4 separate regions of the Homo sapiens genome follow, and regions 1, 3 and 4 are each linked to region 2. Evidence: chromatin contacts called from ENCODE Hi-C or POLR2A ChIA-PET data. All regions are on one chromosome and are shown on one strand. Each heading gives the region's core, a stretch centred on a gene start or an enhancer-like site at or near the end of the contact. The rest is flanking DNA. Distances are from core to core; before and after follow the strand shown.

Region 1 (7,714 bases), core at 83-2,582, 550 kb before region 2:
GAAATGCAGATTCTGACTCAACCTTTTTTTTTTTTTGAGATGGAGTTTTGCTCTTGTCGCCCAGGATGGAGTACAATGGCATGATCTTGGCTCACTGCAACCTCCGCCTCCCAGATTCAAGCAATTTTCCTGCCTCAGCCTCCTGAGTAACTAGGACTACAGAAGCCTGCCACCACGCCCATCTAATTTTTGTATTTTTAGTAGAGACGGGATTTCACTGTGTTGGCCAGGCTGGTCTCACAGGTGATCCGCCTGCCTCGGTCTCCCAAAGTGCTGGGGTTAACAGGCATGAGCCACTGTGCCCGGCCAACCCTTGCATTTCTGATTGCTGTTGCTTCTGGTCTAAAGGTGTGATTTCCTGGGTCCTACCTACCCCTGATGGACCCCTCATCTTTCTCATTCTGTGGTTCTTTGTCCTATACTCCGGTCCATCCCCGAAGAAGACCTGTGCACCTGATGAACCTGCTGGGCTAAGGTATGGGATGGCTGCAGACTTTCTGGCCCCCAGAGGGTTTCCTGTCCTCCCTGCAGCCACTGGCATGGGCAACAGTCTCATGTGGTGCAGCATTAGGTTTTCCTGGGAGTTGTGGGTGCCAGGACCCTGCCCCTCAGCCCCCAGGCTGCATGTCTTCACATGAGCTGCTCCTGCCTCTCATGACAGGCCCCCAAAGGGCTGCCCCTCTTCCTCTAAAAATAAGGATTCTTTTTCCTTCCTGACTCAAAGAATGAACTCTTATGACTTCAATACAAAGCTACAGACACAGAGGAGGGAGGGGGCTTCTCTAGGACCCATGGAGGTGCCTTGAGTTAGAGAGAAAGATGTTTTAACTTCAGGGAACTATGGTTTCCAGAGGTCCCAGACCAAAGCAAGCGTGCAGCCTGGGCTACATTCGGGGTGAGATGAAGAGCCAGGTTGGCACTAGGGGCCCCCTGTGGGACTCAGCAGGGCCAACGGGCTTGCTTACTGACTAGGAAATGCCAGCTGGATGGCTGAGGTTGGAGAGGGAAATTCAGGATGAGCTGAGCTGGCTGAGGGTTGCCAGGCCTGAAGCACAGCCTGCCTCCTGCTGGTGCTGAAGGGTTCACCTGTCAAATGCTGGCGAGCACCCTCTACGTGTCAGACTCTGGGCTGGGCACTGGGGCCAATAAAACAGTCAGTGAGACATGGACAGAGAGTGAAGGGAGAACCACCCTGCAGGGTCGGGCCAGATTCCAGCCAGGCTCAGGGCAGGCCAAGGACGAGAGGGAGGAGAGAGCTCCAGGCTTCAGACACAGGACAGCCCTGCCTGCAAACAGCGGCCCCTCCCTTCCGGCGCCCCCACGACCAGAGAGTGTGTGCCAAGACAGGGCCTCCCGAGGGCCACGGCAGGAGAGGCTGGCGTCGGGCCAGGGAGGAAGTGGGTAGGGCCTGAGAGATCAGCATAAGGAGTTGTGGTGGGTGGGCGACGCCCCCGCCAGGTCCTGTTTGTACAGAGGAGGGGCCACAGCAGACAGGACAGGGCAGAGAGATGCCTGGGCACCACCCTGGTGACCTGCCAGAAGGGGCCCCAAAATATCACTAGGCCAGAGAGATAATACTGCAGGCTTTCTGGGGCAGCGTCGTGAGGACCTGCAGAGCTGGAGGTTCTCATCTTCCTAAAGGGCAATTATTTTTATCATGGCCAAGGTTGGGCTGCCACTTATGAAGACATTTCCCGTGCTAGGCCCACATGAATCTAAGAAACCAAAACACTGAGTCAGCCACAGTGGCTCACACCTGTGCTCCTAGCACTTTGGGAGGCTGAGACCGAAGGACTGCTTGAGCCCAGGGGTTTGAGACCAGCCTGGGCAACATAAAGAGACCCCAGTTCCAAAAAAAAAAAATTAGCTGGGCGTGGTGGTACGTGCCTGTGGTCCCAGCTATTCGGGAGGCTGATGTGGGAGGATTACTTGAGCTCTGGAGGTCAAATCTGCAGTGAGCCATGGTCACACTACCGCACTCCTGCCTGGATGACAGAGCAAGACCCTGTCTCAAAAAACCGAGTCACTTTCCCCATGCTGCCCTGCACCAGAAGATGTGGCATGAGACGGGGGTGTCTTCTGTTGTCCTACAAAGAGAGGAAAAACCACCTGGCAGCTCAAACGCTGCAAGGCACACAAAGTTCAAAGGGACAAGAGTGAGGAGCCTCGTAGAAGTCCCATGAGGGAACTCAAGGGACCAGTTCCCAGGAGTGGGGGACCTGTTCCCAGCCTCAGAGATCATGAACCTGCAGAGTGGCTGGGTGCAGTGGCTCACATTGGGACGCTGAGGTGGGCAGATCACCTGAAGTCAGGAGACCAGCCTGGCCAACATGGCGAAACCTCATCTCCACTAAAAACACAAAAATTAGCTGGGCATGGTGGCACATGCCTGTAATCCCAGCTACTTGGGAGGCCGAGACAGGAGCATCGCTTGAACCCAGGAGATGGAGATAGCAAGGAAGCTGAGATTGCACCACTGCACTCCAGCCTGGACAACAGAGCGAGACTCCGTCCAAAAAAAAAAAAAAAAAAAAAGAACCTGCAGAGCCAAGGGACCCAGGTGTCCTGCCACAGTCATGCCTCAGTAAATGACACTGCCAGGACTCACAGCTGGATGGCTGAGGTTGGAGAGGGAAATTCAGGATGAGCTGAGCTGGCTGAGGGTTGCCCATCCTGCATGGCAGTCAGCCCGCAAGAACACTCTGGCCTCCTCCCTCGACTGGAATCTGACAGCTGGTGCATTCAGAGCCCACAGTACACCAGTGCCTCCACAGTGTGAGGCAGGTGGATGAGAGGTCCTCTGACCTGGAATGAGCAAGACCTGTCGGCAATCCCTAGTCTCTCATTGGCCCCTTCCTGCACCTGAGAAGGAATCTGCCATGTGACAGGGATCCTCTTAACTGTAGAACAAGACTGGCTTGCAAACTCTCATCTGTTCACCCAGGTGTCTGGCTTCTACTCTGCTCCCAGGAAGACCTAACAGCTGTCATTAAAACAGAACACAGTTCAGCTATCTCTTCTTCCCCATCCCATAAACCCAGGGGAGGGAGAAAGCACTGACCTGCTTGTTTTACCACAGCAAGACCCTAAGGTGTTCCGTCAGTGGCCTCACACATACAGACCTAGGCTTTGCAGCCCCAAAGATGTTCATTATCACTTTAGTCAACAACTCAACGTCTGGTATTCGGTACCTTACTGGTTCTTCTCCCTGGGTCCCTATTGCATGCTTTATAACAGTGCCCTGCTCTCTTTTTATTGAGTGCTTACTATGTGCCGAATCCGTCACACACACTACCACCTCTAATCCCCACAACAGCCAGCATAAGAAATGTGTGTCTGGGGCCGGGCATGGTGGCTCATGCTGGTAATCCCAGCATTTTGGGAGGCCGAGGCGGGTGGGCCACCTGAGGTCGGGAGTTTGAGACCAGCCTGGCCAACATGGCAAAACCCCGTCTCTACTAAAAATACAAAACTAGCTGGGTGTGGTGGTGGGTGCCTGTAATCCCAGCTACTCGGGAGGCTGAGGCAGGAGAATCACTTGAACCTGGGAGGTGGAGTTGCAATGAGCTGAGATTGTGCCATTGCACTCCAGCCTGGGCAACAAGAACAAAACTCAGTCTCAAAAAAAAAAAAAAAAAAAAAAAAAAAAGAAATGTGTGTTTGGTTGTTGCTAAATTTCCTGGCACAAGTTTCGAAAACCCTTGGAATCTCCAAAGGGATAGGTGTCTTTCTTGTATGCTAAGATGAATGAGGACTGGGGGCTCCTGGAGAGCCTCAGGATGGGAGCTGGTTGCCAAGGGAACCAACCATGTTATTAGAGAGATGAAACTTTCAGGCCTCCCCTACCTCCAGGGAGGAGACAGGGCCTGGAGGTTGAGCTAATCAAATGGCAAATGATGTAATCAATCATGCCTATATAATGAAACCTCCATAAAAACCCAAAAGGACTTGGTCAAAAAGTGTCCAGGTTGGTGAACATGTGGAGGTGCTGGAGGGGCACCCGCAGAGGACAGGGTAGCGTGGCACCACTCCCCGCACCCACCGCCCTGTGCATCTGTTCTGCCTGTGCGTTGTATACTTTGTAATAAACAAGGAATACTAAGCCATCTAGGCAATAGCGGAGCCCACGAAGGGGGTGGTGGGAACCTCTGATCTGCAGCCAGCCGATCAGAAGCACAGGTGACAATCCGGACTTGGATTGGCACCTGAAGTGGGAGGCAGTCTGGTGGGACTGAGCCCTTAGGCTGCAGGGTCTGTAGTGTCAGAATTGAGTTAAATTGTAGGATACCCAGCTGGTGTCCCCCAAGAACTTGAGAACTGCTTGATATGGGGAAAACCCCACACCCCTGGTATAAGCAGTGAGGTACTGGGAGCAGTGGCGTGGAAGAGAACGAGGGAGTTTTCTTTTTACAGGCAGGCACCCCATCAACCCCATTTCACAAATGAAGACAATGAGGCACAAGAAAGTCACATGTCCGGGTCATCCTCTAATGGCAGCGAAGCAGGGACAGGGCCACGCCTCCTCTGGCTCTCCCCAGTCCTCACTCCCATTCCTATTATAATCAGCGGTGACTGCGCCTGGATTCTGTCCACTGCCTGACACCTGCATGCTCTACCTGGCCCCCTCCTTGTCTGTGCTCCAGACAATCACTGGGGAGGATGGGAGGGTGCCCAAGGGTTCTGTGCTTCCCCGGTGGCCTAAGGAGGCCGAGGTACCTTCTTGCTGAGCTGGTGGTTCTCCTTCTCCAGCTCCCCGCACTTGAGGCCGCTCTCCTCCAACACCAGGGACGCGTCCCGCAGCCCCTGGATGGTGCTCTGGAGGCTCTGATTCTCCTTCTCCAGCTTCAGGATGCGGCTGGACGCACATTCGTTCAGCTCAAACACAAACGACTTCCTGGAGGCTGAAGACAAAGTCCAGTCAGAGCCCAGTGGTCTGTGGGCCTCCACTTCCACTCTCTGCCCCAAGCTCCGAGATGGTCATCAGTCCCGGAGTCCAGGGTCTAAGGGGCTGGGGAGGAGCTCCCACAGGTCAGCTGGGGACCCTTCCTCCTGCCCCTCCACTCCCAGTGCCCGAGGGCTCCTCTGCAGGCTTTGCTGGGGTCTGTCAGGGCAGCAATCCAGGGCTCAAGAAGGCGGCAGGTTACAGTCCAGGAGCCAATGCAAGGGCTGTGTCACTTCTGGGAACCATCTGGCTATCAGGCTGCTATCCTAACTGTCCAATCAAGGATTTTAGAGGCTAACAGAGATGACACACAGGTGACATTTTCCATACCCCCCAGAGCATAATGGACATCTCGGCTGCTCAGCAGGCAGGGGCACGTAACTGACCACTCCCGTTGGCCATGGGTGGTAGAAAGCTACACTGGAACATGTGTCGGGCACTTGTCAGCCTGGATGAGATGCTATGCAGAGATTTCTTTCTGTGACTTCACAATTATGTTGAAGAAAACTGTGATAGTGTATGCAAATTACTTTTAAAATTCTAAATGAGATGAAAAATAAGCTAAAAATAGTAAAAGGCAGACTATCTACTCTGCTTTTAAACAGCTCAGGTGCAAATGGAGAAGGGAAGAGTCTTGAGTCAGGAATGGGAGTTCCTGGCCCCCTCCTGCCACAAGCAGGTGCATGATTTTAGGTAAGTCATGGGGTTGTTTTGGGGAGGGGAAAAAAAAAGGTATGCAAAAGCCCTCTTAAGAAAGGAGCCCGGTTCTTCCCCCCTTCATTTACCCAACCCAGTGCCACGTCCTCATCTCTTGGGGCCTTTCCACACTGTTGCTAATACAGCGATTCCTCCCCCTACCTCTTCACCCCAGGGGCTGTGGGTACAGGGGGGTGATGGCTTTCACAGCAAACACATAAATCTGGAAATGTGTGTGGTTCAGATTCCCCGGGTGATCATAAAGACTGAACAGCATCTCGTTTCCCTCTGAGTCTTCATCCTCTACCAAGGATAACGACATGGACCACCCAACAGGCCAGAACGCCCTAAAGACCCAAACCAACAGCAGGCGAGAAGTGGAGGGGATGGTGTGTACCTGGCCCCAGCCCAGCACTGACACACACATAAACACACACACACTCCACATACAAGGACGCTTGGAGGGCTCCATCCCAAATAAGCTGTAAATGAAACTAACCTAACTTCAACACCAAGCCTCAAATAAGACTCCATTATTTCAAAACCTGTGGTCATCTGGACAGTGTCTCTGCAGAATTCATGGGGGTGAACCCATTTTTAAAATTACAGAAAAATATATTTAAAAAGTACCATTTTAGCCATTTTAAAGTGTTTGGATCTGTGGCATTAGGTACAAGCACACTTTTCTGCAACCATCACCACCATCCCTTTTCACCTTCCCAAACTGACCACAGAGATTAATTTTTAAGGTTCTGTGAGTTAAACAATGGAATCGATGTTTCATTTCCTCTTCCATTAAAGTCAGTGCCTTGAAGACTATTAAAACGACACAATGGTTTACTACTAAAACGCCAGTGTTTCTCTTTTTTTTTTTTTTTTTTTGAGACAGAATCTCACTCTCTCACCCAGGCTGGAGTGCAGTGGTGTGATCTTGGCTCGCTGCAACCTCCACCTCTCAGGTTCAAGCGATTCTCCGGCCTCAGCCTCCTGAGTAGCTGGGATTACAGGTGTGCACCACCACGCCTGACTAATTTTTGTACTTTTAGTAGAGGCGGGGTTTCTCCATGTTGGCCAGGCTGGTCTTGAACTCCTGACCTCAAGTGATCTGCCCGCCTTAATCTCCCAAAGTGCTGGGAATACAGGCATGAGCCACTTTGCCCGGCCCAGTGTTTCTTTACTAGTGCAAATCTCGTCAGCACCCCCCAGCAACCAGAGTAACTGGGTATGTCTTAGTAAGACAGACAAGAAGAGCTGCCCTCTACAGAACACACCAAGGGCCAGAGCCGGGGTTCCTGCTTCACTGTTTTCTCTCACTCATCCTCACAGTCATCTTGTGAGGCAGGTTCATTACCCCTATTTTGCAGGTAAGGAAACTAAAGTTTTAAGAGGTTAAGTACTTGCCCTAGGTCACCCAGCTAACCAGCAGAGAAGCCAAGGCTTTATGCCAGGTCTTTCTGGCTCTCGAAGCCACTGCCCCATACACTCAGGCTTTGCTTGCACGATGCCATCATTCTAGCAAACACTAGAATGATGCCAGCTCCTAGCTAGGCACTAGGAGTTGACAACACTAAGAATAAATCACGGTATTAACTTTAAAGAGCTCACACATTATAGAAAATGGTCTAAATCGGTGAGGCCTTCTCACCAGCCACCATGGTCTCTAACAAATATTTAGTTGATGAGAGACCATCCTAGCTGCTTGTACCACCTCTCTGCTCCACCAGGGGGCGCCCCCAACTTGGACTTCCAGAGGCAAGGGATTTGGGGGAACCCCCTTGTGCAGCCCTCAGGCCCCAGAACTACGCACAGATATCAAAGCACAGACAGCTAACTTCTCACACAGATTCACAGTGAAACTGGTTTTAGGTTCGGAACTGATAGGAACCCCCAAATGCAAGAAATATTCACCTGTTTCCAATAACCTTTCCAGAATGCTTAGATGTCTATCAGAATTTTTTAAAGCCACCCACTAAACAAGCCAAAAGCCCCATCACACCCTGGAAAGTCTAAGTAACTATGAACTTGCACGATCACGTGCACGGGAACGGTGAGCGTGTGCTATTTTCAAACACAGGA
Region 2 (7,613 bases), core at 3,030-5,529:
ACCAAACCAAACTGGAGTGGGCTTGCCCAGCGCAGTAAGGCCAAACGTTCATACCAAAGTTTTATAGTGGGAGAAGGAAGGGGATTGATTAGCAAGACACCAAGCAAGGAGAATTGGGCAGCTCACGCCTAAGACCTGACCTCCCCAATGGCTTATAAGCAAGGGTTTCTAAAGGCAGGGGTAAACTTCAGGAAAGTGGAAGTTACAAGCAAAATTGTAAATCGATATATGGAGGTTATATACTGGTTTGGCCTAAAAAGGTGAGATAGCTTGAAGTGGGGGGCTTACAAAGTCATAGGTAGATTCAAAGATTTTTTGATTTGCAATTGGTTAAAGAAGGGAAGCTTTGTCAAAAGACTTGGGTTCAGCAGAAAAGAATGTGGGGTCTGGCCTGTGGGTGTGACTTCCTCCAGGCCCTTCAGGAAAAAGTTTAGAACAAAGAATGGAGGCTGGGCATGGTGGATCACAGCTGCAATCCTAGCACTTTAGGAGGCCAAGGTGAAAGGATCACTTGACGCCAGGAGCTCAAGATCAGCCTGGGCAAAAAAGCGAGACCCCAGACTCCATCTCTACAAAAAAAAAAAAAAAAAAAGCCTGACATGTTGGCACGTAGCTGTAGTCCCAGCTCCTCGAAAGGCTGAGATGGGAGGATCACAGGACAGGAGGTCGAGGCTGCAGTAAGCTATGATTACACCACTACACTCCAACCTGGGCAACAGAGCCAGACCCTGGCAAAAAAAAAGAAAAAAACCCAGAATAAAGAACAGAGGTCAGAATTCAGTCCTCAGAATTCAGTCCTCAGTTCTCCCTTACCTGAGGTCTGCATGCCAGGGGATCCATTTGGTGGGGGTCTGGGTTTCTGAAAAACAACTCAGGGATATATGTTAAGATGTTACCTTTAGTCTCTGGAGGGAACCAAACATCTCGCAACTCTAACTTCCCTGGCTATTGTTTTAAGCTACTATTACCTTCTTGTTTACCAAGTTGCTCCTTACTTCTCAGGGCTAGCTGGGTGCCTGGAATTTCCCTTGCAGGAACTCAAGATTTCGCTTTATTTCCATGCTTGTAGGGGAGTAGGGGGAAGGAGGCCCCTAAAAGGGGTCCCTGCTTCATCTCAATGTTGGCTTTTTTGGTAAGTTTTCAGATCAGGGGATGTAGAACGTTCACAAATAAAACAATCCACACTCGCTTTAGGGATAAATTATGAATGGTTCATACGTTAAAACTCCAAAGATGCCAAAGCACCTACCCTATTTTAAAGCATAGTAGCTATCGTGATACAAGCCAGTTTTGCAATGTCAAATTCATTCTGAGTAGAAGGTTGGAAACGAAGACTTAGAAAAAAGGAACAGGTTGAAACCAAAACAATCCTACCCAAACGAAAACTTCTTTTAAACAGAATCAAGTGATCCAATGACTCTGTGGCCTTAAATCAATGTTAATTAATTTCTCAAATCCTAATAAACAGGTATCATAATGGCACTGTATTTGTATGTGTGTACAATTTACCCTGCCTTCATCTTTTTTTTTTTTTTTTTTTTTTGAGACAGACTCTCGCTCTGTTGCCCAGGCTGAAATGCAATGGTGCAATCTCAGCTCACTGCAACCTCTGCCTCCTGGGTTCAAGCAATTCTCCTGCCTCAGTCTCTGAGTAGCTGGGATTATAGGTGTGTGCCACCACTCCCACCTAATTTTTGTATTTTTAGTAGAGACGGGTTTCACCATGTCGACCAGGCTGGTCTTGAACTCCTGGCCTCAAGTGATCTGCCCACTTCGGCCTCCCAGATTACAGGCATGAGCCCCTGTGCCCAGCCCCCTGCCTTCATCTTTACATTATTGCTCAAGAATATCCCAAATTCCTGAAAAAGTCACTGCCTGTCAACATGCAGTTCCCCTCTGAAAGAACACCAAAATGGCAATTCAGTAGATCACTCCTGTGTTGACACCTATTTTCTCACTTTAATGATTTATTTCTCTGATGGCTGCTGGCTAAGATTCATTATTAAGAACCATTAGTAAGTCAAACATTCTAACTGGAGGCTTTCATCCCCGCAAAAGCTACCAAAGTGATAAATTTTGCCTCTGTGCACTCCTTTGTCTTGGAGCCTCTTGGTTTTTTTTTTTTTTTTTTTTTAAAAAAACATCTTTTAGCTATGTTCAGGGATTCCAACAAAGATATCAGCCATTTGTTAAGTAACAGGACTAAGAAATTTGAAAACAAAAATATCAGCACAAGGAACAATCTGTATATTTGTTTGTAGTTTATAAGCATTGGCCAATTCCAAAATAATGAAGAGATTTGCTAAGTGCTCACGTTTTTTTTCAGATAAAAAAATATTGCATTTAAAGTAAACACAAATTGTATCAAAAAGAAAAAGTTTATCTAGCATTTATTAGTGTTTCCTTTCAAAATACTTAATAATTCTAAGCAGAGGCAACTTATTCTAAATTTCAAACACATGTCTATAAATTTTCATAAGAATTTTTCTTGTATAAAACAGATGTCTTAATAATTTTTAAAATCTAACTAAAATAATTTTGTGGACCCTGCTACTGCACCTACCACATTATATTCCAGTTTTGTCGTGTATGCTGCATAAACCCCTGGCTAAAGGTGTTATTAAAAAGTTATTAAAGTTTTAGATTAACTTTTTATAAAGTTTTAATAACTTTTAAAGTTATTAAAAAGTTATTAAAGGTGTTATTAAAAAGGTGTTATTATAAAGTTATCGGTGGACTGTCTATCCTGTTCATGTCTCTGAATCCAGCAACCGGCTTAACCAAAGTGGATTCTTAACCAAAGTATGTGATCCTCTCAAGACAAAGACCTTTTACAAACAATATTTCATCTGGCAAGAGGGGAGTAGAGGAGAGTTCCTTTGTCAAGTCTTCTCTCTGTGGGTGACCCCGTTGGCTCAGAATGAACAACTTGGGCACATTACAGTAACCACCCAGGCCACAAAAATGCGTTGAAACCACTGAAAATGAAATAATCAGACCTACTTAAATGTTTTTACCATCTGGGCAAATAACACCCCAAGGGCCAAGACTTACCTAAGAAAGTGTCTGAAGTATGTTACCCAAGCCTGAGAGGCAACAGGTAGGTGGATTTTGTGCCAATTAGAAAGTGTTATGATTGGCAAACCACTGCAAAACTCTGAAATTGCAGTGAAATGGAAATGCTGGCTGTCATCCCCAAAGTACATTTCAAGGAATCACAAAACTTCAGAATTAGAAGCAATTATTTAGGATGAACGTTTTCACCCACATGAAAGTTGGAAGATGAGGTGGTAACACGAGAGCTTTTGCAGGCGTCCCTACTCTTAATCCTGCGCCCCTTCCACCTTGGTACCCTTCATTCTTCAGGACCTGATGGAGTGGTACAAAGCAGAGGTCACTTGACAAGCTCAGCCCAGCTCCTGGATGGGGCAAAGCTGACAAGGAATAGGCACAGGGAGCCTGGAGATCTCAGGGTCCAGGAAACAGCCTGCCCCATTAGAACTGCACAGCAGAGCACAGCACTGGGATCAGAGAGCAGGCTCATCCCCAGTCTTGTACAAAAAATAACATTTGATGATTCCCAAGGGGTAGGTAAAGCAAGTAGCATTTGGGGTTCCAGCAGCCTCTAGAACTGTTTCCCAAATGTTTGGAGCTTGACTTTGCAGTATACACTTTGCCCTGGACTGTTTTTCTCTTAATTTTTAGGCCCAAGTGTATTTTAAGGTAAATGGATCCCACATGCCTCTGGTGCATTTACACTGAACCCATCAGACCACATTTTGAAAGCGCAATTTGAGGTCCAAGAAGCCCTTGGAGGCTGCTTTTATGAGCCTGAGTTTCTTTTCTTAGAAGCAGGAAGCCACATTTTGACATGAACAAATAAAACACAAACCTTAAAGACTCGGATCTGGTTCCAAATGTGGCACCTCTGAAACCAGTGGGTCCTCAAATCATCAAGACAGAAAGCTTCCCAGTTTTCTTTTTGAGAAGTTCATGGAGACTTACCCCTGTGTTCTGTTGAGCCCAGAGGCAGTGGTTCGGAGGCGCTCGGTGCAAAGCTCACGTAAACCTTCAGCATTTCTGATTCCATCCTTCTTCCCAGCCCCTGAGTCTCCCTACACAGCAGGGACCCAGGCTCACTGCTGCCTTCTGGCCTTTGCTTTTCGGAGCCGAGCTGAGTGAGTCCCAAGGGAATCACCCTCTGTTTTATAAGCTTTGAAACCAGAGCATCCTGAGCCATTTGGTGCTGATGTGATTGCTAACACCACTTGACCCTGACTGAAGAACCACAACTAGGCATGGTTTAGATGTGCTTAGTTAGAGAAAAAAATAACCACAGCCAACAGCAAAGTGAGGTGTGTGGTGTGGGTGTGAGAAATGCTCTTGGGGTGAGGAGGGAGGACTTGCAGCTTCTTGGATGCTACAGGGCGTGGAACATGCTGTTTCCTTCCACTGAAGGCCTAAGATACTACTAAGTGGAACAGGAGAATTCCCTGGCCCCCTCACAGGATGTGCAACAGGGGTGTGGCTCTCTCTTCAGCCACCCCAAGCTAAAACCCCTTATGGGAAGGGGAGCACGCAGACAGGCAGGTGCAGGAACCAGGGTGAGCACTTTTGGGCCCCAGCCCCATGACAGCATCCCGGGGTCGGTGTCTGTGACTTCCAAAGCCCGAGTAGGCACTGAAACAGTGCAGTCTTTCAGCCTTGCCATCCGTGGACAGCTTAAGCGTTAACCAGCTTAGTGGACCCTCTCCCTTTTTGCCAGGGCAGAGGGCCAGTGTGACAGTTTCCTGTATCCCGAGCTCTTGTCCAGCATCCCGGAGGGATCAGGTCACACATGGATTTGCAGGATGAATGCAGGGGTTTTATTGAGTGGTGGAGGTGGCTCTAAGTAGGATGGATGGGGAGCTGGACAGGGGATGGAGTGGGAAGATGATCTTCCCCTGGAGTTTGGCCATCCAGTGGCCAGTTTTCAGATCGTCTCCAGTCGAATTCCTCCCAATGTTCCTTCTCTTCTCTCCTTCTTTGCCGTGCTTTTCTGCCATTCATGTCTGCTCATCTTCTTGTCTCCCCGTCTGCTTCTGGAGCCTGGAGCCTGGGGTTCAGGGTTTATATGGGTACAGGATAGGGGACATGGCAGGCCAAAAGGCAACTTTTTAGGGATGAAAACAGGAATGGCTGTCCTCATTTAGGGCCATGGGTACCCAGGCTTGAGGGTGGGGCCTTTGCCAGGGAACCACCCTCTTCTACCCAGTATTTCCCTGTCTCCTGTCCATATCACAAGGATCTGTGGAATGCCTACTAAGACTAGGGGTCCAGGACACAACTCCTGATAGGCACTGTGGGGGTCCTTAATGAATACCTCACCAACAGGTAGGATGGGAGCACCCTCAGATGGATCTGTAGACTCCACCTCAGCTATCAGGGAGTGCACTTTTTTCCTGAAGCCTTGGGTTGATTCCTGGGATGGCACATAAAGACAGCCATCCCAACCTGTTCTCCTGTGACTTGCAATGTTGACTCTCTTGGCCCCTGCACAGGGTTCTAAGACTTGAAGGATGTCCAGAGGCCCTGACCAGGAAAAGAATAATGTATCCTACAATGAGCAGAAAAGACATTGAGGGCAAGGCAGCTAGGGCTCCAGCCCCATCTGTCCACCTCTCTTTCTAGGGTTTATAACAATACATTCTCAACTCTGGCTACATAGTCAAGTTTTCAAAAATCCTGATGGCCGGGCCCTACCTAAGCCCAATGACATCAGAGTGTCTGGGGGCATGTCCCGGGGAATCAATCTTTCCTCCAAAGTTCTACTGGTTATCCGTCTATGCAGCCAGGGTTGAAGGCCACTGGTTTAAAGTAACTTGAATACATTCCTGTTCTGCAGGAGCACCGGAAATAATCTACGTAAGAGAAGGATTGTTGGTTGTTTTCTAATCAGATGAAACAGGACTCAGGGATGATGCCTCCCCCTAACTTCCCCACGACCCCTATTTCTCTGCCCCACCGCCCCCCTCCCATCAATTTGCCAGAGTCACAGATAATGCCCTAGCTCTCTGGAGAGCTTTCTAAGCCAGCGCACAATAAACAGGTTTAAACAGAACTAGAACCCCAAAGGCTGACTCGTCTATGATGTCAAAATGAACCAAACACAAGCTCTCTTCAAATATTTAATCAGTTTGGAGACCTCTGCATTCCAATCCAATTGGGTAAAAATTCTAAAGAAAGCAAGATTAAGGGGTCCTCAAAGAAAACACTGGGCTAAAATGGAGAGGAGACTGGGTTTGGGAAGACAGAACATAGCATGTGTCTGAAGGCCTTTCGAAGGAATTCTACGACATATTTTTTAAAAATACTCAAAATGAACAAGACAGAATTAAACCGTTATACAAATTTAAGGACAACTGAAACTTCTTTTATGGTTGAAAATACCAGGCATGGTTTTGAAACACATTCTCTAAAAACCCTTCGATCCTGCTGTGGTTTGTTTACATAGCCTTCTCTGTGTACGCAAAAAGCAAACTAGCTACTCCCAGGGTTCCCCGCCAGCTCCCGGGTCTTTGCAAAGCAGTAACACAGTGAGAGAAGGAGTGGAAGAGGTGAAGAAGTGACAGCAAGCTGTTCACAGTCTTTGAACATAGACTCAGACCCCCGCAAACCTAATCTATTTTCTTTGAAAATAGTGGAAATAAACTGAAGGCCTTGAAAATTCACCAACAATCTTCTATCAGGGGAGCAATGATAATACTTTTTGATAACTGTGTCATAGGAACTGGGGGTGGCAAGTCCTGCAGGGTGACAGGTCTGCAATAGTACAGGTGAGAGTCAGGAAGTCGGGGCTGACTCTTCGGGGAAACGTTCAGCAGGAAATGCCTAACGTCTGTGTCGCTCTCATTCTCTCTGTTATTTCCTCTCTTCTCCTGTCCCTTGGTGCCAATGAGAGGCAGCGTCGGAGGCTCCAGCCCGAGGCTCAGAATGGGTACTGCGACACATATATCCGCAGTCGGATCACGGAGCTGCCTCTGAAGTTGATGACAGTGTTGACAGTGATCATTTCCAAGTCCAGCTGGATTTCCCGGGGCCCTTTGATGGGGCGTGTCATCACCAGGGTGGCACTGATGGGGCCCGTTTGCTATGGACAGAACCGGGGAACACCAGTGAGAAAAGGCCTGCATGGTGGCCCTGCAGCCCCACCTGGGCGCTCCCTTGCCTCCGTCAGTCAAACTGGCACCCCCTCGGTGCCTCAACTGTGCCATGCTCTTTCCCTGGCTTTGCCCACTCTCCACCTGGTTCTTTTCTGCAAACCCTTCAGGTCTCATCTGAAAGGTCACTTCCTAAGAGGAGCCTTCTCTGGTTCCCCAATCTAAGTCAGGTCCCCCTGCGACCTCTGACGCTGCAGCCTTTACTTTGTACAGGATGGAAAGCATTTATGACCATGTATGATTGTCCATACTGTCTACCTGATCCGTGTCTGATATCTAGGCTCCCACTAGGCTATGAGTTCTGTAAGAACAGGTACTGGGGTCAGGCTTTTCACCACTGAGTCCCCCTAGAAGCCAGCATGGTGCCTTGAACACAGAAGGTGTTCAGAAAACATATATTGAATGATGAACGAA
Region 3 (6,678 bases), core at 3,989-6,488, 520 kb before region 2:
AAAGTGCTGAGATTACAGGCATGAGCCACTGCACTCGGCCCAATAAAACTTTATTTACAAATACAGGCAGCAAGTCAGATCTGGCCCACAAGCTGTAGTTTGCAGATCCTTGTTCTAGTGATTCCTACGCTGGGGACGATTTGCTAATGGTACCCTGGCCTGAGGGATCCCCATCTCGCCTCCTGCCCAAGGTGCCCTGGTACTAGAAACAGCTGCCACGTAAAACAATGGCCACTCTCTTCCAGGAACCCAGCGGCCTTCTGTCATATTGGACTGAAAGGAGCATCCTCCCACCTAAGCTAAGGGCTCGGTCAAGTCCCGCAAACCCAATATGAGATGGCTGGGGTAGGTCCCTCTGCTGCAGCCCTGCCCAATCCCTACCTGGACAGCACAGCCCAGCACCAGCAGCAGCACCTTCTTGATTTCCTCCATGCTCTTCCCTAGATCAAGAGAGCAACACATTTAACTCAGCTCAACTGCTGATATAATTTCAGTGACATGTTTACCGTAGGGAAAAAACAGATAAAAAAAAATCATCTCTCTACTCTGTGACATTCACTTAGGTATACACACTCCATCGATCTTCCATGTGTGGCTTTATTTACTTTTTATTTTATTTTGAGACAGGGTCTCACTCTGTCACCCAGGCTGGAGTGCAGTGGCAGGCCCACAGCTCATTGCAGCCTTGACCTCCCAAGGCTCAAGCGATCCTCTCACCTCAGCCTCCCTAGTAGCTGGGACTACAGACACATACCACCATGCCCAGCTAATTTTTGTATTTGTTGAAGAGATGGGTTTTTGCCATGTTGCCTAGGCTGGTCTCAAACTCCTGGACTCAAGTGATCCGCCCACCTCAGCCTCCCAGGTTGCAGGAATTACAGGTGTGAGCCACCATACCCAGCCTTATTTACTTTTTAAACCAAATGAGAATTCTGTACATAACTATTTGAAGCCCCTTCCATTCAAATATGTCGTAAGTATCTCCCCATGATAATTAACAAACCATAACATCAGCATCCCTTTTTAGCGCGTAAGCAAAGTACACAATGGGAGAGAACAACTCCCACAGGAAATACTGAGTCAACGCTAAAATAAGGCTGTATACAACCTTCCCCTTTTTATTATGCAAAATTCCAAACAGACACGGGAGGACAGTATAATGAACCTCCACAATACACTCAGCCTCACATTATCAACATTCTGCACCTCTCACTCTACCTGCCTCCTCCTTCCCCCTTTTAAGTTTGTTTGGCTGGAGTATTCTAAAGTAAATTCTATAAGATAACATAAAGCCATCCTTTTTTTTTTTTTTGAGATGGAGTCTCGCTCTGTCGCCCAGGCTTGAGTGCAGTGGTGCAATCTCGGCTCACTGCAAGCTCTGCCTCCTGGGTTCATGCCATTCTCCTGCCTCAGCCTCCCGAGTAGCTGGGACTACAGGCGGCCACCACCGCGCCCAGCTAATTTTTTGTATTTTTAGTAGAGATGGGGTTTCACCGTGGTCTCAATCTCCTGACCTCGTGATCCGCCCACCTCAGCCTCCCAAAGTGCTGGGATTACAGGCTTGAGCCACCGCGCCCGGCCCCTTTTTTTTTTTTCTGATACAGGTTCCCACTCTATTGCCCAGGTTGGGGTATAGTGGTGCAATCATAGCTCGCTGCAGCTTCCACCTCCTGGGTTCAAGTGATCCTTCCACCTCAGCCTCCCGAGTAGCTAGACTACAGGTGCGCATCACCACACCTGGCTAACTTTTGTATTTTTTGTAGACAGGGTCTCATAATATTGCCCAGGTTGGTCTTGAACTCCTGGGCTCAAGCGATCCTCCTGCCTCAGCCTTCCAAAGTGTTGGGATCACACGTGTGAGCCACTGCACCTTTTTGATGGTTGCATACTTACTTTGTAAATCAAGGCCAGTAACTTATTTAACCAATACCCCTTCCAGAGGTTCAATTTATATATATATATATATATATATATTTTTTTTTTTTTTTTTTTTGAGACAGAGTCTCACTCTGTCACCCAGGCTGGAGTGCAGTGGCACAATTTTGGCTCACTTCCACCTCTGTCTCCTGGGTTCAAGCGATTCTCCTGCCTCAGCCTCCCAAGGAGCTGGGATTACAGGCGCTCGCCACCACGCTCTGCTATTTTTGAATTTTTAGTAGAGACGGGGGTTTCACCATGTTGGCCTGGCTGGTCTTGAACTCCTGACCTCGTGATCTGCTCGCCTCGGCCTCCCAAAGTGCTGGGATTACAGACGTGAGCAGCCGTGCCCGGCCTTAAAATATTTCAATCTAAACAATGTTATAAAGAATATCATGGTAGCTAATTCTTTATGCATTCCCTTTTTAAGCTTTTCATATTGACAAACTGCCCTGCAGACAGGCTCTGCCATTTCACCCTGGGAAATGTGTGGTGATTCCCATTTTCCTACCCTTGATCAACATTTACCTCACCACTTTCCCAACTTTGTCAATCAGGCCAAAAATCCTGTTTCGTCATTCTGAGCTGTGTCTCTTTGATTGTGCTTGGGGCTGAATGCATCTTCACCTGTTTATCTATCTCAAACACTTAAACAGCAGCAGAACACCTGCGCCTAGACGATGGGCTTGGTCACCCAGGAACTGTGTGTCCCAGACAAGCCATACTCTGTCTCCAAGCCTCAGTTTCCACATCTATAAAATGGCCTGGGTAATGTGCAGGGTTCCCTTTCAGGTTCAAAAAAAAAAAAATCTATGTGTTCTTTTTCGTTATATCCTATTGTATTGAGGAAGAAAGGACATGCCAGAAATAGCTTTCTTCTCTTAAAAGACTTAACCAACTCACACACTGGGCTACAGTGTCCCAAAGTGTCAAAGACTGCCGGGATGAAAAAACCAAACCGCCGTCCTGAGAACCAATGCTGCGGTTCATTTCAGATCCCTGGGTATAAGTAGTGAATGAATATGCGACCTCCTCCTAAGACCCCTCAACTGAGAAATAGCTAAAATTGGCTTTCCTTGAGATAATGACATCATTGTCAAGCCTCAGAACTGGGAACTGGGGGTTCACTGAACCAGAAACACACCCCGCCCCCCAGCCTGAAGGCAGGGCAGGGAGAGACTGGTGGGTTGGACCACAGGGTCTAAGGCCACTTTCCTGCTCTGGAGGACACACCTGAGAATAAGGCTCAGCGTTGCAAAGCAATCTTCTAAGGTTAAATCCTTCTCCTGCTAGTAAGTGTAGAAATTCATCAATATTTGAAATGGAAAAATTCTCAAAATCTTAGGATTTTTTTTTTTTACTTGAGATCTTTTATTTGGCCCAAGATACTCTAATCCATAGAATAAATATCACCACAGTGACTCACTTCCCTATTAACGTGGAGCTATTCATCAGCCACTTAATTTTAGTTTCGATAAAGAGAAAAGGGGCTGGGCACAGTGGCTCATGCCTGTAATCCTAGCACTTTGGGAGGCCAAGGTGGGAGGTGAGGTCAGGAGTTCGAAACCAGCCTGGCCAACATGGTGAAACCTCGACTCTACCAAAGGTACAAAAATTAGCTGGGCGTGGTGGCACGCGTCTGTAATCCCAGCTGCTTGGGAGGTTGAGGCAGGAGAATCACTTGAACCCAGGAGGCGGAGGTTGCAGTGAGCTGAAATTGCTCCACTGCACTCCAGCCTTGGCGACAAAGGAAGACTCTGTCTCAAAAAAAGAGAGAGAAAAGGGAATGCCCACATGAGTGTTAACAAAGCCTCCAATCAGTCTTTCTGACAGTGCTTGCCGGCTCAGCCCAAGTCACCCACCTCCCCCTTTCCCTTTTGTCGGCCCACAGATCACTGGCAAGTGCTCATCACATGCCCATGCTGGATATAAGAGGCACAGACCCTTCCCAGCCGTCACTGGCTTGTCTTCCTACAATGAGACTCACTTTTTGAAAGGCCACTCACCTGGTACTGTACCCACCACAGGAGCTGAAACACTAAGAAAGCACTTAAGGGCCTGAGATCAGCCCAAACAGAAGTCAGGGTTTGCACAGAAAATCTTTATGTACTCTATTCGCAGCAAAGTCCCCAAATAAACTAATTACATCACACTGTAGAATCATTTGGACAACTCTGGTGATCCATTTCCCCAGCCCAAAGCACATTACAACAGCAAATTAAAAGGGAGGAAAGTGCTAGAGAGGCTCACTGATGGTGTTCTGAGAGCAAGGAAGAGACCAGAAACCTTGCACACACACTAGAGGGCTCAAAACTACACTCTGAGGCCGGGTGAACTCAAACAAATTTACAAGAAAAAAACAAACAACCCCATCAAAAAGTGGGTGAAGGACATGAACAGACACTTCTCAAAAGAAGACATTTATGCAGCCAAAAAACACATGAAAAAATGCTCACCATCACTGGCCATCAGAGAAATGCAAATCAAAACCACAATGAGATACCATCTCACACCAGTTAGAATGGCGATCATTAAAAAGTCAGGAAACAACAGGTGCTGGAGAGGATGTGGAGAAACAGGAACACTTTTACACTGTTGGTGGGACTGTAAACCAGTTCAACCCTTGTGGAAGTCAGTGTGGCGATTCCTCAGGGATCTAGAACTAGAAATACCATTTGACCCAGCCATCCCATTACTGGGTATATACCCAAAGGATTATAAATCATGCTGCTATAAAGACACATGCACACGTACGTTTATAGTGGCACTATTCACAATAGCAAAGACTTGGAACCAACCTAAATGTCCAACAACCATAGACTGGATAAAGAAAATGTGGCACATATACACCATGGAATACTATGCAGCCATAAAAAATGGTGAGTTTTTGAGATGGAGTCTCGCTCTGTCACCCAGGCTAGAGTGCAGTGGTGCAAGCTCAGCTCACTGCAACCTCTGCCTCCTGGGTTCAAGCGATTCTCCTGCCTCAGCCTCCCGAGTAGCTGGGATTACAGGCGCACACCACCATGCCCAGCCAATTTTTGTATTTTCATTAGAGATGGGGTTTCACCATGTTGGCCAGGCTTGTCTCAAACTCCTGACCTCAAGTGATCTGCTTGCCTTGGCCTCCCAAAGTGCTGGGATTACAGGTGTGAGCCACTGCGCCCAGCCAAGACCCTATCTCTATTAAAAAAAAAAAAAAAAAAAAATTAGCCTGGCCTGGTGGTGCACTATTTGGGAGGCTGAGGTAGGAGGATCGCCTGAGCCTGGGAGGGTGAAGCTGCAGTGAGCTTTGATTGTGCCACTGCACTGTAGCCTGGGCGACAGAGCAAGACCCTGTCTCCAAAACAAACAAATAAACAAAAAACACCACAAAAACAAACAACACTCCGAGGCTGTTTGGTGACAGAGCAAACGGTTCTACTCTCTCAGCACCCTGCAATCACACACAATGACAACCCTGAGTTCATTCATTCCCTCATTCATCCCAACACCCATTAGACATCAAGAAAACAATCTGACCCACAGCACAGGTTAGAAGAGTATGGATTCCTGTTTGCTAAGGTTTGTAACAGGAGGGAAAAAGGCTTTAAAGGTAGAGAATTAAGTTTAGAAAAATATTCATGAAAAAAATAAACTCTTTGGTGATGAACAGGTTACTAAGAAATTCACCTCTGCCCTCATTCAAATGAAGCAGAGTGATGCTTGCTCTCACCAGGCTGAGTGAATAGAAACATTTGCTTATTAACAAAAACATCCTGTGATCCCCACCCCTACAGATTCCTACAAAATTTTTTTTTAAAAAGCGCCCAGGGCGGGAAGCAGAAGTTTCCTCATTTCTCATGAGAAGCCGATGCCCAATTTCTTTCAGGATTTCAGTCATAAGAAAAACCGCTATTTCCATAAATCTACCAGATTGTGGGTTTTGAATAGTTTCAAAACACAGCAGAAGATTCCCTCCTGGGTCCTTGCCAGTAAGACTGGCTCAGTGACACAGTCAAGCAGGCCAAGATCAAACAAACCTACAGACAGCTCCCTGCCAAGTACCTACTATGTGCTGGGAGCCAAACCAGCAATCAGAAAGCTGATAAATGCTATGGGAACCCGGGAAAGGAACTTCTAATTTGCAGCAAGGCCCAGGGCAAGGACTCTAAAGGGAATAACCTTTGAGCTGAGTTCCACAGATAAGGAGGAGACAGACTTATCGGGTAGGCAAGTGTGGGCTTTCCAGGCCCAGGGAACAGCACATGCGAAGGCCAAGAGGTAAGAGAGCACGCTGCTTGTCAAAGTATAAGTGCTTTATGGTTACACTTACTCGAGCTGCTGTTCAGAGGGAGAAACGGGGGCAGGTTATAAAACGACGTGAATTTCTACACCAAAAAAGTCACAAGCAACCACTGCGGGCGGGGATCGAGAAACATCAGACCGGACACACTCCACACTTAACACAACTACACTCTGTTGAGAATAGGAGAACCCCTGGGGGAATCCCAGGACGGCCTGAGTCAATAGCTGAGTCTAAGAAAAACCTTACCTTACTACCTGCTTCCTGGAGTCTTGACACAAAGAAATTCACCCCAGCCTTTCTTAGCAGAAATGCAATGCAGGCAGGCCAACATAAGCTATATAGAAAGCTGCAGACGTTAACAGTCATAAGCTTCCAAAACAAAAGGGAAACTGCCTGATAGCACACGTTTCTAAGGGCAGAGGTGAGGATAGAAAAGTAGTTGCACAATTAAAATACACCATCCTCTAAAATGT
Region 4 (7,596 bases), core at 993-3,492, 620 kb before region 2:
GTGAATGGGTGGACAGACGGACGTATGGGTGGGTGGATAGGTGAGCTGATGGAAGGGTGGGTGGGTGGGTGGGTGGGTGGCTAAGTGGATGGGTGAATGTGTAAATGGATGCACAGGTGAGGGGAAGATGGATAGATGGATGAGGGAATGGGTGGCAGATGGATTATGGGTGGGTGGATAGGTGAGTAGGTGAGTAGGTGAGTGAGTGGATAGGTAAGTGGTGGGGGGTTGAGGCTGGGTGCTGGGACAGTGAGGATATCATTAATAGAAACAGGAAAGTGAGGAGGAGGAATCACCGTGGTCCCCTCTCTGCTCAGCCTGCCTGAGCTGGTCTGAGGGTCCTGATTTTTCACCAGTGCCTTCCCTTCTACTGTTCCCTGAGGACAGGCACCCCCAGATGGAAACTCTGACTTGCCCTCTACCTCATCTCCACAGGAACCTTCCTCCTCAAAAATCAAAGAACACAGTGGATGCGAAAATATTCCATAAATGGAAAAACGTAGATGTAGAGAAGAACTAAGCCACATCTGTCGAGGGCCCTGCACTTGCCAGGCAAGTTTCTGAATGTCTGTTCTCTCTTTCAACACCACTCTCATCAGCTCCCACTTTACAGATAAAGAAACTGAGGCTCAGAGAGATGAACCAACCTGCTGAAGTCTCTGCAGTTGAGATGCGGCAGGCCAGGTCTGGAACTCGGACTGGTCCATACTTTCCTTCATGCTGTGCTGACTATCATGATCATCCCAGAACCACCACCCTCAAGCCCCCAGCTCAGCCAAGCTCCAGTCCTCACAGATGCTGCAGCAATGGCCACCAGGCTTGGTCCTGGCCTGGCCCCTTCACCTGGACTATGCTTTAGCAGGTCAACCATGTTTTCAACGCCCACTGAGGAAAACCAGCCACGTGGCCAGTCCGTAGTTTGGGAAGGCATTGGAGAAAAGAATCAAAATAACACTTTATTACCCAGCTAAAAAATTGAGAAAAACTATAGAGTGACTCAACGCCTGAAAGCAAATCTTTAGCAAATGCAAATCAGCATAGAGGTCTCTGAGGACTTTAATGACCAAGAGAAATTAAGCTCCCAACAGGAAGGAAAGGCCTCTCTGACTAAGCTAGGAGTCTCTTGCATGTCCCAAGTCAGAAGGCGGAGGTGCCTAAATGCTGGATTCCAGCTGGCACATAAATAGTGATCTAACTCGCCCCCCCTTTCGTGCAGCACACACCGGCACGCACACAGACAGTTACTCATGGTGCCAGGGCTGCTCACGGAACCCCAAACCCACAAGAGCTGGGGAGTTTCCCCAGGGCCCAGCTTCCTTTTCCTTCAGTTGGCCAAACCTCTGCATGCTTTAAGCAAGGCTGTTTCATTTTCTGAAAGTGCTTTATTTTTCCCTCTGAGGAGAGGGGAAACATCAGGATGCATTTTTCCTTAGTCCCCATTTTCCCCCCAGATCGCCTCACTCCAGCAACAACGTGGACCATAGCATCTCACTTCTAGAACCCTTGTCACTGTTTCAAAGGTCAGTCCCATCTGGGCCCACGAAGTCCCTGTGAGTCAGGTGGGCTGGCATTGCTAAGCCATTTCTCAGAACCTGAAGCCCAGAGAGGCTAATGCAGGGAGGCTCAAACTCACACAGTCAGTTGGGGTGGATCTGAATCCAGAACCCACGTGTCTAGGCACCAACTTGCTGCCTTTGAGCTTTTTGGATCACAAGCAATAGCAAGAAATACACCTGACATCGCGACCCAGAACACAGACACACACACACACACACACACACACACACACACACACATCTGTACAAAGCAACAAACTTCCCCAAAGCAATACTTACCCTACTTCTTGCCACGCACTCTGATCATTTCTATTCTATTTCAATTTTTTAAATGCAGGTCATGAGCTATGAAGTTGATTTACTGACCCATGAATGGGTCACAACCCGCAGTTTGGAAACAGCTGGATGGACCCCCACCTGTGCTTTCCAGCTTCTCCTAGAGCCTCAGGGCCCCAGGAAGGCAGTGTGGTCTCTGCAACCAGGTGAGGAGCAGGCAGCTGCTGAAATCAGGATGGAGGGAGTCCTCTGAGGGGGGACTCTGAAACGAGTCCTCTCTGACTCTGCCTGCCCCAGCTAGGCTCTGCCTTCAAACCTCAAACAGCTGGGCTTCCTGCAGAGGCTCTGCAGGAGCCTGGGCACCCTTGCAGCCACGATCCCAGCTCTCCCTCCAGCGACTTCCCGCAGCCTGAACCTCCCAGCTCCGGCTAGAAAATCCCCAGCTGGAGGCTGCCCATTCCCGAGCTGAGGCAGAATCATGTGAACTCCAATCTGGTGTCAGGCTGGGCGGTTGCCGAGGAACCACTCGCCAGCCAGAGGCTGAGGGCGGCGGAATGGCTCTCTCCACGCATCTTCCTCTGCTCTCCATGCAACCCAGAGTCAGTGAGCAGCCTCGCTGGGAATGTGAAAGCCTGAGCTAGGGGCAGGTGCCCTCAGGACTGTGGTGGGGGGATACAGGAGGAGGGGGTGGGCTAATTCTAGCCACCTTTCAGCACCTACAGGATACCGGGATCCAGGCAAGGGTGGGGGAAGCCGCCAACATCTGGGTCACTGGGGCTCAACCCTGGCCATGTGCATGAGAACATACCTGGGAGCCTACAAAAAAAATACCAATGCCCGGGCCCCACCCGGGGCTGGTTAAATCATGTTTCCTGGAAGTGACGTGCCAGCATCAGTGGCTCTAAAGCTCCCTGGACTGTTCTAAAGTGCAGTGAAGGTGGGCAGCCACGGATGTGGTGAAGCAGGTAGGATCCTGTTTGGCAGAGCAGCAGAGCGAAGGCAGTGGAGCTAAGGCTCTGGGCATCAGTAAGGATAGGGCGGGCATCAATGTTTTCAACTGTGTCGGTCCCCAGAGAAGGAATCAAGCCCAGGGCTCTGGCCCCGGGGGCCCTTCTGGCTCTCAGGAGCACTTACTAAACTCCCTCCCTCACACACATAACACGGAGGATGGAAAGGCCCAGCATTTTGGCGTAACCACCTCCCTCCAAGGCAGACTCCTTGGAAGCTGATTATAAGCTACGTTGCCAGAGCCAGGAAGCCAACAGATACGGTGCATGGGGCCACTGGGGGTGCGAGTCCTTCCTGCTGGAAGTGGCCAGAGCCCTGTGCTTGGTCCCTGCTCTGGGGACCAACACAGTTTAAAACACTGATGCCCATCTTATTCATGCCAAGAGCCTTGGCTCCACTGCCCTCACTCTGTTGGTAGGGGGTCTAAGGAAATCCCCTTCAGTGGGGCCTGGGCCCTCCAAGCAAATGCTACCACATAGCAGGCCTTTTAAAAACTATTTCCGGCCAGGTGCGGTGGCTCACGCCTGGAATCCTAGCACTTTGGGAAGCCGAGGCGGGTGGATCACCTGAGGTCAGGAGTTGGAGACCGGCCTGGTCAACATGGTGAAACCCCATCTCTATTAAAAATACAAAAATTTGCTGGGGGTGGTGGCGCATGCCTGTAATCCTAGCTACTCGGGAAGCTGAGGCAGGAGAATCACTTGAACCTGGGAGGCAGAGGTTGCGGTGAGCTGAGATCATGCCATTGCACTCCAGACTGGGCGACAAAAGCGAAACTCCGTCTCAAAAAAAAAAAAGTTTCCTACGTCAGTTGCTTCTTGCAGGCCTTATGTTACGAGCAAAGGCTTCAGCTTGTTGTGGTGCAGTAGCGTGCATTTAGACACACGTGCTACTTCTGAGTTGCGGAAGTGTGGCTGGCTTTCCCTGATGTCATATAGGAGGACGCGGGGTTAGGAGCACAGAACTGACTTAGCAGTGACTGCCTGGCTTACCCCTAGGACACAACCTGCCAGAGAGAGCACCTCTGGCCCTCTACGGGGTGGCCTGTCCTAACAGGGTGTGCACACACCGGCCGTCTACACCATCATCGTCTATACCTGCAGGAACCACTAATGGCATGGTGTCCCCTCCCGCCTCCAGCCCTGCCAGGGGCTGGCAAGCTGCCCCAGCCCCTCTGCTGGCAGCATGTGCCCTACTGCACCTGGAGTAAGGACCATGCCTTTGGGATGAAGGAGGGGTGAAACTTTCTTTGGTTTTACTCAAATTGGCTGAGCCCAGGTCTTTGTGAAATGCTAGCTCAGTAAGAGAAAAAAGAGCCCATGCTCTCTCATGTGCTTGGCCCTCAAGGAGTTAGAAAATAGCCTGGAGTGGCTCAGTGCCAAGAGCTCCCTTTACCATTTCCTGAGCATTTGCTTTGCACCAGGTGCTGTGCCCATCCTTTGTTTAATCCTTATATCAACTCTGTGTGGCAGGGATTATCCTGTTGCCCAGGCTGGAGTGCAGTGGTACCACCTCCACTCACTGCAACCTCCACCTCCTGGGTTCAAGCAATTTTCCTGCCTCAGCCTCCCAAGGAGCTAGGATTACAGGCATGCGCCACCACACCAGGCTAACTTTTTTTTTTTTTTTTTTTTTTTGAGATTCGCTCTTGTTGCCCAGTCTGGAGTGCAATGGCGTGATCTCGGCTCACGGCAACTTCCACCTGCCAGGTTCAAGCTATTCTCCTGCCTCAGCCTCCTGAGTAGCTGGGATTACAGGCATGTGTCACTATGCCTGGCTAATTTTGTATTTTTAGTAGAGATGGGATTTCTCCATGTTGGTCAGGCTGGTCTTGAACTCTCGACCTCAGGTGATCCGCCCACCTCGGCTTCCCAAAGTGCTGGGATTACAGGCGTGAGCCACCACACCTGGCCCTAATTTTTGTATTTTTAGTAGCGATGGGGTTTTGCCATGTTGGCCAGGCTGGTCTCAAACTACTGGCCTCAAGTGATCCACCTGTCTTGGCTTCCCAGAGTACTCAGATTACAGGCGTGAGCCACCGTGGCTGGCTGAAACAACATCGATTTCTTATCTTGCAGTTTTGGAGGTCAAAAGCATGACATCGATCTTACTGGCTAAAATCAAAACTGCAGTCTGCAGGGCCGCATTCTTTCTTGAGGCTCTAAAATCCATTTCCTTGTCTTTCCAGCTTCTAGAGACTTCTAGCATACTTTGGCTTGTGGCATCTTCCATCTTCAAAGCCTACAGCAGTCAACTGAGTCCTTCTCACATCACATCTCCTCTTCTGACTCTCATGTTCCCTCTTCCACTTCAAAGGGTCCTTGCTTGTGACAATGCTGGATCACTCCTTACTTTAAGGTCAGCTGATTAGGAGTCTTAATTCCACCTGCTGCCTTAATCTCCCTTTGCCACGTAAGGTAACGCAGTGGCAGGTTCTGGGGATTAAGAACTGGGCCTCTTTAGAGAGGGCATTATTCTGCCTCCCACACCCACCTTGTGATACTTACTTAAAACCCTGTATAGTGCTGGCTGGGTGAGGTGACTCATGCCTATAATCCCAGTACTTTCGGAGGCTGAGACGGGTGGATTGCTTGACTCAGGGTTTGAGACCAATCTGGGCAACATGGTGAAACCCCGTCTCTACAAAAAATACAAAAAATTGGTGGGTGCAGTGGCATGTGCCTGTAGTCCCAGCTACTCAGGGGGCTGAGGCTGGGGAATTGCTTGAGCCCAGAAGGTGGAGGTTGCAGTGAGCCGAGATCACACTTGGGCGACTAGAGTGAAACCATGTGTCAAGCAAAACAAAACAAAACAAAAACCCTGTACAGCGCTGCTTCTCGAATGTTAGTGTGCATGTATTATACATCTCCCAGGAATCTTGTTAGTGTATCTTCTGGTTCAGTTCAGTAGGTCTGGGGTAGGGCCCGAGATTCTTCCCTTCTTTTTTTTTTGAGATGGAGTCTCGCTCTGTCACCCAGGCTGGAGTGCAGTGGCGCAATCTCAGCTCACTGCAAGCTCCGCCTCCCGAGTTCACGCCATTCTCCTGCCTCAGCCTCCTGAGCAGCTGGGACTACAGGCGCCCGCCACCACGCCTGGCTAATTTTTTGTATTTTTAGTAGAGATGGGATTTCACCGTGTTAGCCAGGATGGTCTTGATCTCCTGACCTCGTGATCTGCCCTCCTCAGACTCCCAAAGTGCTGGGATTACAGGTGTGAGCCACCACGCCCGGCCTGATTCTGCCCTTCTAACATGAACTGAGGACCACCTTTATCTCTTGTATCCCCATGGCAATTGCTATAATGCTGCACAAGTGTTTGGACTAAATAAATACTTGATAATGGAAAGGGCCAGGCATGGTGGCTCACAGCTGTAATTCTAGCACTTTGGGAGGCCAAGGCAGGAGGATCAATTGCTTGAAGCCAGGAGTTTGAGACCAGCCTGGGCAAAAAAGTGAGACCTTGTCTGTACAAAAATTTAAAATATTAGCTGGTTGTGGTGGCCCGCACCTGTAGTCCCAGCTAGTTGGGAGGCCAAGAAGGGAGGATCCCTTGAGCCTGAAAGTTTGAGGCTGTAGTGTCCAGCCTGGGTAACAGAGAAAGACCCAAAGGAAGGAAGGGAGGAAAGGAGGGAGGGGAGGGGAGGAAGGAAGGAAGGAAAGAAGGAAGAGAAAAGGAGGGAGGGAAGGAAGGAAAAATTGAGCTCTGAGTGTTTTTATCACTGTGGTACAAGGGAGCTGGGACAAGGGCTCCTCACACATGCTTCACACAGAAAGAAGGTGGCCTGAGGTTCTAAATGACAAACGGGTGCTGAGCAAGGGGATGCAGGGTGGGTGCTCACCTGCTTTGAGCTCCCAGTATAAGCAAGGCATTGAGCTTTCCATAGGCTGCCTTGATGCCTCACAGCAACCCACCAGGTAAATATCATCCCAGCTTTATCACTGAAAGCTCAGGGCTATCCAAGACCAAGGGTCACACAGCTGGCAAGCAAGCAGCAGTGCTGGTATTCAATTCAAGGTCTGAATTCACTGTGTTTTCATTTTTAATTAATTAATTAATTTTTAGAGATGGGGTCCCTGTTCTGTCACCCAGGCTGGAGTGTAATGGTGCGATCATAGCTCACTGCAGCCTCGAAAGTCTGGGTTCAAGCAATCCTGCCGCCTCAGCCTCCCCAGTAGCTGGGACTCAGGTATGGGCCATCACGCCCAGCTCACTGTATTTTTAAAAAAATTTTTTAGTATATGCAAGGGATTGGTTCCATCATTGTATTTATTTATTTTTATTTTTATTTATTTATTTTTTTGAAACAAGTCTCCCGTCTGTTGCCCAGGCTGGAGTGCAGTGGCACGATCTTGGCTCACTGCAACCTCCACCTCCCGAGTTCAAGCGATTCTTGTGCCTCAGCCTCCCAAGTAGCTGGGATTACAGGGTCATGCCACCATGCCTGGCTGATTTTTGTATTTTTAGTAGAGACAAGGTCTCACCATGTGGCTTACGCTGGTCTCAAATTTCTGAGCTGAAGCCATCTGCCCACCTTGGCCTCCCAAAGTGCTAGGATTATAGGCATGAGCCACCGCACCTGGTCCATCATTGTATTTTAATATTCACCAATGTAATGCATGGAAATATGTGTGACTATTGGTTAATGCCTATCTTCCCCTTTACACAGGAAGCTGCCTGGGGAAGGAGGAGCTGGGTCTATTTTGTTCTTTGCTAGGCACCGTGCACACCAAAAACATGCCGAACGTTTGGGTGAATA

The links. A loop is a pair of places that touch in the nucleus more often than their neighbours do. ChIA-PET counts read pairs that join two places held with the same protein, here RNA polymerase II (POLR2A). Pooled maps may share reads with other maps.
Region 1: a loop to region 2 is called in a map of CD8-positive, alpha-beta T cell, with 3 times the contacts of the local background. The contact joins the enhancer-like site here to the promoter of TC2N in region 2. A Hi-C loop is called at or near these places in 5 of 168 maps with a recorded cell type or tissue (CD4-positive, alpha-beta memory T cell, CD8-positive, alpha-beta T cell and naive thymus-derived CD4-positive, alpha-beta T cell), 4 of 37 single-sample maps with no recorded cell type and 13 of 50 pooled maps.
Region 3: a pooled map shows a loop between it and region 2 (4-fold over the local background). The contact joins the enhancer-like site here to the promoter of TC2N in region 2. A Hi-C loop is called at or near these places in 7 of 50 pooled maps. POLR2A ChIA-PET finds 5 or more read pairs at or near these places in 3 of 52 experiments (CD4-positive, alpha-beta T cell, Caco-2 and activated T-cell).
Region 4: a map of naive thymus-derived CD4-positive, alpha-beta T cell shows a loop between it and region 2 (5-fold over the local background). The contact joins the promoter of GPR68 here to the promoter of TC2N in region 2. A Hi-C loop is called at or near these places in 3 of 168 maps with a recorded cell type or tissue (CD4-positive, alpha-beta memory T cell, CD8-positive, alpha-beta T cell and naive thymus-derived CD4-positive, alpha-beta T cell), 4 of 37 single-sample maps with no recorded cell type and 14 of 50 pooled maps. POLR2A ChIA-PET finds 5 or more read pairs at or near these places in 4 of 52 experiments (T-cell, activated CD4-positive, alpha-beta memory T cell, activated CD8-positive, alpha-beta T cell and 1 more).

Annotation. Positions count from the first base shown.
Region 1 is chr14:91,316,404-91,324,117 of GRCh38, forward strand. CCDC88C (coiled-coil domain containing 88C) reads right to left here. Exons shown (of 30, transcript NM_001080414.4): 13 at 4,717-4,901. Among named protein-coding and RNA genes, the nearest start is that of GPR68, 76 kb to the left of the region's middle. RefSeq lists an enhancer at 1-97. Within about 2 kb of position 1,333, at least 23 of the 41 ENCODE cell types and tissues checked have a DNase peak (open chromatin) inside an H3K27ac peak, as active enhancers do; they include CD8-positive, alpha-beta T cell, where a contact is called at or near this core.
Region 2 is chr14:91,863,257-91,870,869 of GRCh38, forward strand. TC2N (tandem C2 domains, nuclear) reads right to left here and starts at 4,280. Exons shown (of 12, transcript NM_001128596.3): 1 at 4,006-4,280. It overlaps FBLN5 (fibulin 5), which reads right to left. Exons shown (of 11, transcript NM_006329.4): 11 at 6,155-7,129. The coding sequence ends at 6,968. RefSeq lists an enhancer at 4,446-4,495.
Region 3 is chr14:91,343,218-91,349,895 of GRCh38, forward strand. It overlaps CCDC88C (coiled-coil domain containing 88C), which reads right to left. Exons shown (of 30, transcript NM_001080414.4): 5 at 382-440. Among named protein-coding and RNA genes, the nearest start is that of CCDC88C, 71 kb to the right of the region's middle. RefSeq lists an enhancer at 6,045-6,124. Within about 2 kb of position 5,239, at least 3 of the 41 ENCODE cell types and tissues checked have a DNase peak (open chromatin) inside an H3K27ac peak, as active enhancers do.
Region 4 is chr14:91,242,462-91,250,057 of GRCh38, forward strand. It overlaps GPR68 (G protein-coupled receptor 68), which reads right to left and starts at 2,243. Exons shown (of 2, transcript NM_001177676.2): 1 at 1,836-2,243. RefSeq lists enhancers at 771-880, 1,940-2,441, 1,961-2,010.